Regions from separate parts of the Homo sapiens genome. Here regions 1 and 3 are each linked to region 2. Evidence: chromatin contacts called from ENCODE Hi-C or POLR2A ChIA-PET data. All regions are on one chromosome and are shown on one strand. The core of a region is the stretch at or near the end of the contact, and the rest is flanking DNA. Distances in the headings are between cores, read along the strand shown. Region 1 overlaps ENTPD1-AS1 (ENTPD1 antisense RNA 1). Region 2 overlaps ENTPD1 (ectonucleoside triphosphate diphosphohydrolase 1). Region 3 overlaps ENTPD1 (ectonucleoside triphosphate diphosphohydrolase 1).

Region 1 (4,556 bases), core at 1,931-4,430, 61 kb after region 2:
ACTGAGTGACAAGAGGGAAGAAAAAGGAAGGCTTTTGAGAAAAGGCCTTTTTATATGCTCTCTTTGGAATACTATAAAATTCCTAACCCAACCCACCATCAGTAATAGAGAGGTTTTCCTAAGAGAAGCAAGGAATTTTTATTGACCAGCATTGTCTTTTATCTTGTACAATGGAAGACAGTGGGTTGGAGTTAGGGTGTAGAATTATAATTATGGAATAGAGCTATATTATCATAAGGGAAATGAAACAATTTCTGGTTTAACTGGTACCAACTGCTAGCTACTGGAAACCTAGGTACAGATAAACTGATCAGTTTTGCAACCCCAAGCCATGAAGGAGAAGTGACAGTCATTTCAAGAGGTCCTGGCCAACCTCTGTAGAGGTTGTATCTAAACCCTGAATATGTGTGAATTCATGAAACACTTATTTTCTAACATGTTTACATATCAATGGGAGTGATTAGGGATAGGGTTGAGAAAGATTATCCCATAGCTAAATCAATATTTACCTCTGACTTCTACCTCTGCAATTATTGGTACCAAGATTCCTGTCAAGTGAAGAAGGTGAGGAAGATAGATGAGATATTAGTAGAAAAGTTATGAGAGAAAAACTGAGTAGTCTCTAAAGAAATACCAAAATAACCCACACTAGGTTCAGGCAGGAGTTAACATCTAACCAGGTATATACAGAATAATGTCATAGATAACTGGAGAAAATATATTGTAAATCGGGGAAAGGCACATAATGACTTTCTCTATACACCTCTTTGTGTCCCTTCAACCTTTTCTCTCTTCTGTGGCCTTATTTTCTATTCCAGTTTTTCTATTCCAGCACTTCTCTTTTCCTGACTTTTCTTTTGATTTCTATACCTTTTTATATCCTTCCTTCTCTTGTTCTTTCCCTTTAGGGTGCCATGCTTTACTTTTCTCCTTGCCTTGCACTTCAATTTCTGAGGGCAGTGATCTGCTAATGCTCTCACCTCAGTGATACAGATTTAAAAACTACTGAATGATAGAAGAAAGGACTACTGGGTTGTGTATGTCAAAAATATTTTTTGTAGCACATCTATAAGGAATATTTTTAAGACCCTTGTCTAAAAATCATGGCCTTTACATTTATGTTTCTGATTTTTTTTTTTTTTTTTTTTTTTTGAGATGGAGTCTCTCACTCTGTTACCCAGGCCGGAGTGCAGTGGCGCAATCTTGGCTCACTGCAACTTCTGCCTCCCGGGTTCAAGTGACTCTCCTGCCTCAGCCTCCCAAGTAGCTGGGATTACGGGCGCCTGCCACCACGCCCAGCTAACTTTTGTATTTTTAGTAGAGACAGAGTTTTGCATTGTTGGCCAGGCTGGTCTCAAACTTCTGACCTCAGGTGATCCACCCGCCTTGGCCTTCCAAAGTGCTGGGATTACAGATGTGAGCCACTGCACCTGGCCTGTTTCTGATATTCTTTATGGTCAAGAATTAAACTATTTAAATGTAAGTTATATTTACTTCAATCCTAAGAAATAACTTAATGGGGTATTTTCAATTCATAGCAATCAGAAATAACCTCGGTTGTAAATTGAATCTATAGCGCAACAAATATTGAGTGATAATTTTATACCACTTTTGAATGTTTATACAAATGCCCTAATTTGAAAGAAGTTTGAGTGTTTCATTGAAATAAAATACCATTCCTTAGTGTAGAGAACAAAATGACTGACTTGTTTAAATACCAATCAGGATTTATGTTAACAGGAAGTGGGTGGTCCTGAAAAGATCTTGGTCTTTGTAAGAATGTTTCTTGGGGCTGGGCGTGGTGGCTCACGCCTGTAATCCCAGCACTTTGGGAGGCCGAGGTGGGCGGATCACGAGATCAGGAGATCCGAGACCATCCTGGCTAACATGGTGAAACCCAGTCTCTACTAAAAATACAAAAAATTAGCCGGGCGTGGTGGCGGGTGCCTGTAGTCCCAGCTACTCAGGAGGCTGAGGCAGGAGAATGGCGTGAACCCGGGAAGTGGAGTTTGCAGTGAGCCGAGATAGCGCCACTGCAGTCTGGCCTGGGCAAAAGAACGAGACTCTGTCTCAAAAAAAAAAAAAAAAAAAAAAAGAATGTTTCTTGGTCAAAGTCCAAGTCTTCTGATGGCATTTATTCTTGTGGCTCACTAGGTGGGTGGTAATAGTAAAATATTTGCCTTGGTCCAGTTCCATTGTTGAAAACAAAATTTCTTAACTCCATTTGTTTTTGAAATTTTTGAGAAAGTGGCAATCTTTGTCCACAACCTCTATTAACACATTTTTTCAAGGGCATTTTCTCTGAAAAATCACTGTTGGAATGATCATATAAAGGTCCCAGTGTATGATCTGATACTTCATCAGTACATTCTAAATCTTCCAAATTCATTTCATCATAAGAATAGTGTTGGTGGAAAGGTCTTTACCTTTACAAACCACTTCAACTGAAGTAATGAAAACCTTGTCCAGGTAACTGGTTCTGAAAATCCCCATGAGGTTGAGTACTCACAGCTATATGGAAGAGTTGTTTTTATCTCCAGCCTCTGTTAACAAAACCAAAATCTTTCATTGGAAGTGTTCCTGAAAGTTACTATAGGCCTGGTTATGAACAGTATGCATCTTTTGTCTACAAGCTTTGCTAACAAAATCAAAATCATCTCCAGGGTCTGGTTCATGGAGGTCACTGTGAGGCTGGTGATCATTAAATGGTCTTGGTTTTGTTCTAGGCACCCAGTTAATGATCTCCATCTCCTCTTGGGAGACATTGTAACACTGATGATTAGCAAAAAAAAAAAAAAAAATGAACATCTTGATCCTAGTCCCTTGCTAGCAAAATCCCAGTCTCTCAAGTGTCTCTTTTCTGCTATGCTATCACTACACTGGTATTCATCAAAATCCCTATGCCTTTGGACAGGTTCATTGTTGGCATAATCATAATTCTTTATCTGTACACCATTTTGAGGGTATTGATCATTAAGAAGCCTTGACTTTTTCCCAGACCCATGTGTGGCAGGGGAAATATGCTATAAATTACCAGTATTTTAACAATAAATAAAAGATAAATGCTATTGTATTAGCAATATCTCCCTTTACCCAATTCAGCAGGACACAAGATGACTTTGGTGTGATGTCTCCTAAATTGGGTTGTGCCTCATTTTCATTTCTCCTTTTTATCTACTTGTGAGCCCAAAACACCCTCCCACTGAAGCAGCCTCGTTGTCTGGGGTGACACCTGAGGTTTGCTGTCTGACGGCCACAGAGATCAAGGATGCAGACACACAAAGAGTGAGGTTAAGATCAGAAATTTAACAGGTGAAAGAATAGTTCTCTGCTACAGAGAGGGGTCTTCCAAGGACTCTTTTGCCCTCACTATCTGCCTAAATAATCTCTATCTCCTGTATCACTATCAGCTATCAGACTGTAACTATAAGCTTTAAAAATTCCAAACTTGTTTTGGTGTTAATAAATTTTTAGTAAAAACTGGTGAACACATTTCCCGGCATCTTTTCATTTAAAGGAATGTGTCATAACCAGGTCACTTTTACTGTAATTTGATGCATTAAAGAAGTAATCTTACAAATGTGGCTGATGACATGCTGGTTTATTGTACTGACTTCATGTCAGAAGAAACAATCAAAATATAACTTACTCCTAAAGACATTCAGCTGATAACATAAAATATTTATTATATAAATAACATATTTGGGCTGTTTCTTGTTCTTAGTTACTATAAATAAAGCTGCTATGAACATTCATATCAGATTTATGAGTGAACAAAATTTTCATTTCTCTGGGATAAATGCCCAAGAGTGAAACTGTTGGGTCATATGCTAAGTCTGTTTCTATTTTTATAAGGAACTGCTAAACTGTTTTATAACAAAAAACACTCCAACTTGAAATAGAGATAAAAAACAATAGATATCAGTTAGAATGAAAAAAGATAACTTTTAAAGACCTAGGATAAGATACTATAATTGACCACAAATTAGAACTGTGCTTCCTAGCAACAGGAACATAAAGGAAAGTTTCATTAAAAAACAAAACAAAACCCAACCTAAATAAAAATAACCCTCCAAGCCCCACAATATCACCGATTTCTGGCACTAACTTTTTTTTTTTTTTTTTTTTGAGACGGAGTCTTGCTCTATTGCCCAGGTTGGAGTGCAGTGGTGTGATCTCGGCTCACTGCAAGCTCCGCCTCCTGGGTTCACACCATTCTCCTGCCTCAGCCTCCCGAGTAGCTGGGACTACAAGTGCCCACCACCACGCCCGGCTAATTTTTTATATTTTTAGTAGAGACAGGGTTTCACCGTGTTAGCCAGGATGGTCTCAATCTCCTGACCTCGTGATCTGCCCTCCTTGGCCACCCAAAGTGTTGGGATTACAGGTGTGAGCCACCACGCCCGGCCTCTGGCACTAACTCCTAAGAGGGATTTTCCCAAGGATTTATAAGAAACAGGAATATAATAGTTATTTTCAATGTTGAAGATAAATGCTTCCTTGGAATGGGAGAGCAGAGATTGTGTGAGGGAAAGGAACTGTGTCAAGGCAATATG
Region 2 (4,323 bases), core at 1,085-3,584:
CTAAAAGGCCACACCCTCTCTCTCCAGTGACTTCAACAGCCCCCAATGGTTCCTTGTTCACCCCTAAGTTGCTAAGCATAGATTATATGAATGACTTTAGAAGTAAGTCACATCACTCAGAATAAGGCAAAGCCCTCACTAGTGCCCTCAAGGCCTTATGAGCAGGGGACCCCATTGATCCTCTGACCAGTTCCTACTACTCTCCCCTCAGGGCCTTTCTGTGTACAGTTCCAGATGCTGTAAAGCTCTTGCCTCAGAGGTATGCAGGCTTTCTCCCTGTGATAGAAATCACCTTCTCAGGCCAGTCCTAATCACTGCATCCTTCCTTTTTACCTTCCTTGCTTTTTCTTCCTCCTCAGCACTTAAAATTATGTAATACACTGTAAATTTTGTTTATCTTGCTTATTGTATTTTTCTCCCAACTAGAATATAAGCACCATGAGGATAGGGACATTTCTCACTTTGGGTTATTGCTGTAGCTCAGAGCCTAGGGCAGGTCTAGTTCATAGTAATAATGTGTTCAATAAGTAATTATTGAGTGACCAACTGAAAAAATGAATGAGGCATAGTCCCCTCTCCAACAACTATAGAACTCCCAAACTGAAATGGTTCAAGCTATATCTAGAGGTAGCACATGAAGAGAGGACTACTGACATAACTGAGCTTTGTAGAGTATAGGGGGAGCATAGCTTCCAACTGAGCTTGATTTTGAAGGAGACAAAAAGACTTGGAGAATGAGGGGAATGGAATTACAAATGAAGGCGTCCCACACTGAGAAAAGTTCAGAGAATCCAAAATTCATTCATTCATTCATTCATTCATACAACATGGGATATACCAATGAACAAGCCAGAAAAAAGTCCCTGCCCTAAGGAGCTTACATTCTAGTAGTCATAATGTCAGGAATTCTCATCTTGGACCCAAACAGATCTGTTGGTTGGAATGGTAAAATGGGAAGGGCTGAAATTTCTGAAGGGCTTGGAGGTCTAGGTAGACCAGTGTAGCTTTCATCTGGCACACAGCAGGACATAGGTTCTTGATAAGGTAGAGTCTTAGGAACGTCAATTGTGGAAGATTTCTATAGCCACATGAAGGAGGGATTCTGATAGAGAAGATAATTAGGAAGTGTGGGAGTCACCAGAAAGGGCCATTGTAGAAGATCAGATATGAGGTAAGGGTGACTGGAATCAGGGGATGTGGATATCACTATAGAAGAAGGTGGGTCTAAGGGGCTTGGGATGAAATAACTGAGAGAGGATCTTCAAGCCCCTGAGTGTGAGAACAACCTACATATGTGTCCTCAAGAAGAGTTCCCTGATGGAGAAGAAGGAAGGTAGCAGGGGTGGTGTGGAGACTTTGACTCTGTGAGTTGGAGGAACGACAACGCCAGATTAGGACCAGTCTTCTGAGCTTCAGTGATTGTTCCATCATTAGGCTATGTAAACACAGGAAGGACCACAACATTCCTTGAATGTTTGCTCACCAATGCTTGTCCACATTTGCTGTTTTGTTCTCTATATGACAAGAAAAGTTTAGTCCAGATGTGACTCATAACAAATTGGAAACAATTTGAATCTAGTCAGTCACATTGGATCTGCAAAGCAAAACTTTTTTTTGCCTGAAATCCACCACATCTGTCAACACCCCAAATCTGTTTATTAATGGAGTAAAATTTTAAGCTGTTATATTTTTGTTATCACAGAGTAGCAATGCTGGGATTTCTCTATACAACAGAATTTTGACTATGGACAAAATTAAATAATTTGTTTGTTTGTTTTGGAGACAGGGTCTCACTCTGTTGCCCAGGCTAGAGTGCAGTGGTGTGATCTTGGCTCACTACAACCTCGGTGTCCTGGGCTCAAGCGATCCTCTCACCTCAGCCTCCCAAATAGCTGGGACTACAGGCATATGCCACCACGCCTGGCTAATTTTTGTATTTTTTTTGTAGAGACAGATTTTCACCATGTTACCCCCCAGTCTCAAACTCCTGGACTCAAGTGATCCGCCCACCTTTGCCTCCCAAAGTGCTGAGATTACAGGTGTGAGCCACTGCACCCTGCCGAGATTAAATAATTTTGATTTTCACCTTAGTATGATTATAACTGGACATCATGATGGCTGTTTCTATAAGAATCAAAAGAACCTTTGCTTCCTTTGATTCTTATAAAAGTCTTGAAGGTATTTTTCCTCTGACACAGCTAATTGGCTTGAAATCAGCCTGTGTTTTTTCAAAGCTTGGGTTTCCTTCAGTTTTATCTCTCTGTCAGGTGAAGAGTTGAAGTTAATATTACCTTGCTCTCTCACTTTAAGCTGAAAATTCCCCTCCCTTGTCACATCACATGAAAAGAAAAAAATGCAAAGGAAGTGGCCGTCTTAAATTCTCCAGTACAGTAAGCCAATTCAAAGGGAAAACAATGACAACACTTTGCCATTGGATATTTTGGTAAAATCATTTGTTGAAATTCTGTTTCGAAATACCATTTCACATTGTATGACAGAAACCACATTTCTGTTATCCACAAGGCAAATTAAGGGCTTTTCAGGGGGAAGACAATCAATGTGAATTTTCCATAATAGAGCTTGACTGTGGCAGTCATGGGATCTGAAAGCACTCTGGGGGTCTAAGAAGAAGGGGCAGTTACCTAAGTAATTCTCTTTTTATGAACACATCCAAGATATGTCAACCTGCACCCCACCTCTAGCACCTCTTCTTTGGCACCACTTCTGAGATGACTCTCCTGCTTCCTGGATGTGATCAGGGCTTTTGAAAACTGGCTGACATATAGTCCATGGAAGATAGCATTTTAATTACTGCTCTCTGGGTAATGTAGTCAGTTACATGAAAAACAAACTTAACCATTGTGGGTTCTTTTGGTAATAAAAACATTTGAAAAATCATGTATGAAAAATTCCTAAATTTTCTCTCTGACCTAAAAATCTTTTTCTTATTATATCTTTAATAAGAAATAAGAGTAGGATGAAAGGCTTGCATATATTCTGGTAACCTGGATATCATTGCAAAAGCTGGGAAAATGTGGAAAAGTGTACATCTAACTCCTCAATGACAAGAAGAAGTTAGTAAATTTTCTCGTTAGGAAAAGGAAGAAATAATTATAGTCACATCAAGTTGGTTCCCACCTCTGGGTTCTTGCAGTTTCTGTTCCTTCTTCCTCTTATGTTCTTACTCCCTCTCCAGGCTGGTGTTTTCTCCTCAAATGTCACCTTCAAGGTCTCGGCTCAAATGTCATCTTCTGAGAGAGGCTTTCTTGACCCTCAATCTGATACCTTTCCCTTCATTCCCAATTCTACCGCAAGTCACTCTATCAAGTTCCTTGGTTTGAATTTCTTCTTAGCACATATTGTGACCTGAAATCACCTATTTATGTGCTTCTTTTCTGGTTTATCTGTCTTGCTAACTAGATTGTAAATTCCAAAGAGCAGGGGCCTTATCAGTTTTTCTTTTTTTATTGTAGTAACTTGGATGCTAAGAATAGTGCCTGAAATGGCCATGGAAGGAAAATGAGATTGCAAGATTGTCATATTTACAAAAACAAAAGAAGTTAACAAGTAGACCTTGTTGAATAGCTTGAGGGAGTAAAACATTCAAAATTTTATTATGGTAGAAACATTGCTACAGTTTGTTTGTTGTTATATTTATAATTGGTTGTTTTATTTATAATTGCTTATCTAAAGGACATGCTGCTTAGGGCTGTGTTTGTCAACATCACAACGTTGGGAACCAAAGTGGGGTGCCCTTAGAGGGTTCTTTTCCAGATTCCAGAACACTGGCATCAAAGAGGACATCTCTCCCATACCAGTTTTATCCAGATGTTTTAGCTTCAAGTAGTTAAAATCCTGACTCTAATTGGGTCAAAGCATAAGTTTTATGGAAGGATGGGCTCAGCATTTGTTGATTTAGCAGCTTAAAATGCCATCAAGGACTCACGTTCTCTACATCTCTCTGCTCTGCCATCATTGAATGCCATCCCTTCCAGGCAGGACAATGTTTGAGGATGAAGAGAGAATGTTTTCTTTTTTCCCTAGACTTGCCCCAGAAGACTTCCTCCACGGTCACATGGGCCATAATTAGGTGGCATACCCATTATTAAACCAGTCACTGGTGAGGGAATGAAATTACACAGACAAGTCCATCCCTGAGCTTGGGGGAAAGGCAAGCATCTGAACAAAATGGAGTTTCTTTTGGGAAGGGAGAAGCAGGGAAGTGCTGTGTATTTCACCTGCTCTTCCTTGTTTGGAAGCAATAGATAATGATGTTGCTAAAACTTTTTCTCCTAAATTTTGTATTGTTTGGTCTGATGGGTA
Region 3 (4,659 bases), core at 63-2,562, 34 kb before region 2:
ATTAAAAACCCAGGGACACTGAAGTCAGGAAATCCAGCTTCTTGTATCCTGGATCTTTCTTGGAACAGCCTGTCACATATGACATCTAATGATGTAGCACCAGCTGCTCACAAATACAAGTTCCTTAGAGTATATAGACATTATGGGGCCACTAAAAATGTCTTATATGGCTTGCTGCCAGCATTTTCAGCACTGTCTCTCACCAGCAGCCACTCTCTAACTGTTTGCCCTAGCCAAGCTCAGAGACATGGGGACTCCTATGAGCTCCATTGTCTTGTGTAGAGAATGGGGCTAACTGTAGAGTGTGAAGGCCTGGGGAGAAAAACTCAGGCTGTGTTTCCTAGTCACCCCAAGACCTTGTGGACCCAGGAAGTAGCAGTTCCAGAGACCAATTGCTATATGGCTTTCTGCATGCCCACTGCCTTTGTCTTGCTGTTGTCGCAGGAAACATCTGGTGTACATCCAGTGCACCCAGAGCCTTTTGGAAAACACCTATCGGCCTCAGTACTCTTTTCCCTCAGGCTGGCAGACAATGAGGAAGGAGGAGAGAGAGCTACCCATTGGAGGAGGAAGTAAAGCTGGAGGCTGGGGTAGTGGCAAGATATGAGCATTCAGGTCTACAAAGCTTCAAGTCTCTCATTACTTCACTCCATCAGGCCAGGACAATCATGGGGGTTTGGCAGGAGTGGCGTTGCAGGGAGTTTAGGCCTAAGGGAGTGTATGTGTGAGGCACAAAGTAATAAGGACTGGACTTTGTTACCTGAGGTGATGAGGGTGACAGGCCCACATGGATAAATTAGGAAACAGGCAACAGGTTCTATAGCTGCATATCAGAGACTCACAGAGTGGAAATCACTTTGATGAGGGCAGAGCAGCAGCCCAAATGACCGGATACCCACTGTGGAAGTCATCCCCTCATCACTTTTTCATTCCCAAGACTCAGCTCTTCTCTGACTCTGTTACTTTGTTGGCAACTCCCGTTGCAGTGTCTGGGCAATTTCTCTCAGTTGTTACAACTTGCATTCAAGGGCATCTCTTGTTCCAGGCCAACTCTATTGATCTCTGAAAAAATGGGAGGTAGAACAGTGTTCAAGCATTCAGATAAACCTACCTTCCAATCATAGTTCTGCTTCTTACTAGCTGTCCCACCTTAGGCAGGTAAGTTAACTTATCTGAATGTCAGTTTTCCCGCTTGTAAAATGCAGTTGGTATTAGTACTTAATTTAAAGCTTTGTTATGAGGATTAAATGAGATAATGCAAGTCCAGCCTATAGTTGACTTTGGCTTAAGCAGCAGTTGTTGGAACAATCTGTTGTGGCCAAGATCATAAGGTCTCAGGACACAAGGTTGGCCACAAAACCAACCCAGCAACTTATGAAGCAGAAACCATCTGTGGTAACTTTTCTCAGAAGGTGGCTATGTAAACTGGCCTCATTTGGCTGAAGGAAGTTGGGAGGTGGATAGGTGGGGGAAATAAAAGAAAAGAGAAGAGTTAAATGAGTGTCAATGTCTCCTAATAATTAAGAGCTTAGAATCCCTGGAGTCAGACAGGCTTGTCCTCAAATTCCAGCTCTGTGCTTACCATTTGTGTGACCACGAATATGTTATCAAACTTTTGGACCCCAGTTTTCTCAAGTGCAAAATAGGCTAATGATATCTATGGTGTTGTGATAATTTGATGAACAATGAGTATAAAGTGCTTAGCACAGTGCCTGCTACCCAGTAAGAACATAACAAATGGGGAAGAGGATGATTGTGAGGATGGCAAGCGTTTTTCTTGGCCTAGCATCCAGTGGTGCTGCTCTTGTTATCTAAGGAGGCAGGAAGGAGACAAGAGTGGGCACTTGGTAAAACTGGATGCAGGTGAAAGAGAGGTGTTTATCTGAGGGCCTCATATCTGAGCCTCACTTCTACCTCCTGACCCCTTATGTCCTCCCACCCTGCTACCCAGTGCTTGGGTGCTGCTTAAAGCACTTTGTTCCAAACTCCCTAGGGATGGTTTGCCCCTCCCCTTCCCATAATGACTCAAAACTTCTGTTCATTCTGTTCAGCTTTGCCACAGCCAGGTTTTGGTGAGAAGGACCACACAGCTTCCTTTGACTTTAAGGCCACCAGAGGTATTTCTTTTTAACTCCACCAAATTGGAAATTAGTGGAGCAATAAGCAATGGAGGATGGAGGGTACTTTGAGCACAGAGACTTCCATATTGCCCTGAAAAGGAGCCTGAAAGACAAGGTTGAAGGAGACGCAGGTTCAGTAGGGGAGGGAGAAGGAATGCATATCCCTAGCTTCCGTATTGCACTACCGTCCTTTGCCTGAGAAAGCGAACCCTGGTGTTAGAATCTGAGACTAATGTTGTTCCCCAAGGAGGAAGGCAGCTCAGGACTGGTTCCCACCAAGCCAAGTGCAGTCCTAGATTCTGGCTCCCTGTGCCCACTGTCAGCAGAGAAAGCACCAAATCTAGTGAGAAAAAGTTTCAGCATATCTTAAAATGACAGAAACCACCTTATCCAACCTAGACTTTTCTGCCATGGGAAAAAGATGAAACCTGGAAATCTGGGAAACTTAAAATTTTCAACACCATTTATAAATATAAAAAGCCTCTGGTTACTTGAGTGTTGCACATTTAGATATTTGATTTTGTATGTTGATTACAAATGGAGTTGTGGCCTTGCAAACCATCACAATCATCATTATAATCATTGAATTTATGGTTCATATGGCAGTTTCTTATACATTATTCAATTTACTTTAATCCTCTTAACTCTGTCAAGTAGGTATTACCATTAATCCTCATTTTACAGCTGAGGAAACAAGGTAGAAAAGGTGACTTACTCAAGATCCCAGAGCTAGTAACCTCGAGGTTTTGTTTTGCTCTTTGGTTTTGTTTTCAATTTAGGTAATGAGCTACCAACATTAGAATGATGCATAGAAAGGTGCTGGGCCATGGTCTTTGCATCTTCCAATAAAGCATAATAAGATATATTAATTTCCAGGAAAAGAGTTGAGGGAGAAAAAAGGGGGAATATGATTTATTGATACAACTTTTAGGGAAATTTGATCAGCGTAGTATTCCAAGCTTTATTTTGATCATTTTCAAACCAAAGTTTAATCTGTTAAAATAGACATGCTTCTTTTACTCTGTGTAAACATGAAGCTCCACATATTACAAGAGGGCTTGGAAGGATGGGCCTACTAATTGGTACAGAGCAACAAAGTCTATTTTTTATTTAAAGATATAGGTGTTTTAGGAAGGAGAGGGGATGTTAAAGATAGTATTTGGCTGTATGAAAATATAGAAGTATGAGACTGGCAGCTCTGTAGAGGGCTTTGGGTGAGAGAATACAAAGGAGAGAAAATGAGAAAGACATTGTTGTATGAATATAAGATAAACCACCCCAGTTAAGTGCAGGCTCTGGATGAAGTATTTCTATTACAAATGACAGAGCTGGGACAGAAGCAATGTAGACTGTTGATGCAGTATCTCGAGGGGAGTTTGCACACTGGATATGTAAATTATTATTGTTTAAAGATATTCTTCCATCTTGGGGAAGTTGCTTAACCTATATTATTTGCATTTTTCTTATTTGCAAAATGGGACTAAAACAGTACAGTTCTTACCATATGTAATCTTTGAGAGTATTAACAAAAAAAAGTATGTGAAGTGCCTACTACAGTGCTTGTCATAAAGAAGGCTGCAGTGGATATGGCAACACTTTCCTCCATCAACCCCCACCCCCAAATTCCTTTCAGTTATGAAAATTCTGAAACACTGTAACTTTACCTATATATTTATTGGATATCTACTTTTCGAAAAGTAGAACATGTGAAGAATTCTTGATTTTTCCTTGGAGATACCTTTGCAAGTTAGAGGAAGATATTAGTGCCTGTCTTCCTTGGTTTAATTTTAATTCAAAAGAAAGATATGATTGAGAAGGTAGGAGAAATGACTGACTAGTTCATCTAGGCATTAATAGTCCTAAAAGAGGGAACTGTAAGGCAACCAGACACATGGCCTCAATTTTTTAAGAAGGCAGATTTAAAAATAAATACATGCATAAATAAAATTTTAAAACAAAACCAGAAAAAATGGTAGACGAATTCTCATGATCAAATTTACTAAAAAGAATATGGCTTTAAAAGATGAGTCTAGGCCAGGCATAGTGGCTCACGCCTGTAATCCCAGCACTTTGGGAGGCTGAGTTGGGGAATCATTTGAGGTCAGGAGTTCGAGACCAGCCTGGCCAACATGGTGAAACCCCATCTCTACTAAAAATACAAACATTAGCTGGGCGTGGTGGTGGGTGCCTGTAATCCCAGATACGTTGGAGGCTGAGGCAGGAGAATCACTTGAACATGGGAGGTGGAGGTTGCAGTGAGCTGAGATTGCACCACTGCACTGCAGCCTGGGCGACAAAGTGAGACTCTGTCCAAAAAAAAAGAAAAAAAAGAAAAAAGCGAGTCTAAAAAAGAAATAACTAAATGAGAAACCTGATTATACAATAATAAATAATCATAATGGATGAGAAAAGCGAAAAGCAGTTAAAACACTTATTTGATCTGAGGAACTTTACGAGGAGGCGAGAAAGTATGGGTGAGTTTAATTTTCTTATATATTATTTTCTCTATTTTCTAAAAATCTCTATGGTAACTATGGCT

The links. Hi-C counts contacts between places; a loop is a spot of excess contacts on that map. ChIA-PET counts read pairs that join two places held with the same protein, here RNA polymerase II (POLR2A). Pooled maps may share reads with other maps.
Region 1: a loop to region 2 is called in a pooled map, with 2.3 times the contacts of the local background. The contact joins two enhancer-like sites. A Hi-C loop is called at or near these places in 1 of 50 pooled maps. POLR2A ChIA-PET finds 5 or more read pairs at or near these places in 2 of 52 experiments (activated CD4-positive, alpha-beta T cell and activated CD8-positive, alpha-beta memory T cell).
Region 3: a map with no recorded cell type shows a loop between it and region 2 (5-fold over the local background). The contact joins two enhancer-like sites. A Hi-C loop is called at or near these places in 12 of 168 maps with a recorded cell type or tissue (B cell, GM12878, GM13977 and 7 more), 37 of 37 single-sample maps with no recorded cell type and 17 of 50 pooled maps. POLR2A ChIA-PET finds 5 or more read pairs at or near these places in 9 of 52 experiments (B cell, GM10248, GM12878 and 6 more).

Annotation. Positions count from the first base shown.
Region 1 is chr10:95,877,716-95,882,271 of GRCh38, forward strand. All of the region lies in intron 2 of ENTPD1-AS1 (ENTPD1 antisense RNA 1), which reads right to left. Among named protein-coding and RNA genes, the nearest start is that of CC2D2B, 28 kb to the right of the region's middle. Within about 2 kb of position 3,181, at least 2 of the 41 ENCODE cell types and tissues checked have a DNase peak (open chromatin) inside an H3K27ac peak, as active enhancers do.
Region 2 is chr10:95,817,403-95,821,725 of GRCh38, forward strand. All of the region lies in intron 1 of ENTPD1 (ectonucleoside triphosphate diphosphohydrolase 1), which reads left to right. All of the region lies in intron 4 of ENTPD1-AS1 (ENTPD1 antisense RNA 1), which reads right to left. Among named protein-coding and RNA genes, the nearest start is that of ENTPD1, 63 kb to the left of the region's middle. RefSeq lists an enhancer at 3,201-3,250. Within about 2 kb of position 2,335, at least 4 of the 41 ENCODE cell types and tissues checked have a DNase peak (open chromatin) inside an H3K27ac peak, as active enhancers do; they include B cell and GM12878, where a contact is called at or near this core.
Region 3 is chr10:95,784,184-95,788,842 of GRCh38, forward strand. The region is part of intron 1 of ENTPD1 (ectonucleoside triphosphate diphosphohydrolase 1); the gene reads left to right. It overlaps ENTPD1-AS1 (ENTPD1 antisense RNA 1), which reads right to left. Exons shown (of 6, transcript NR_038444.1): 5 at 843-1,062. Among named protein-coding and RNA genes, the nearest start is that of ENTPD1, 30 kb to the left of the region's middle. RefSeq lists a silencer at 1,277-1,356. Within about 2 kb of position 1,313, at least 2 of the 41 ENCODE cell types and tissues checked have a DNase peak (open chromatin) inside an H3K27ac peak, as active enhancers do; they include B cell and GM12878, where a contact is called at or near this core.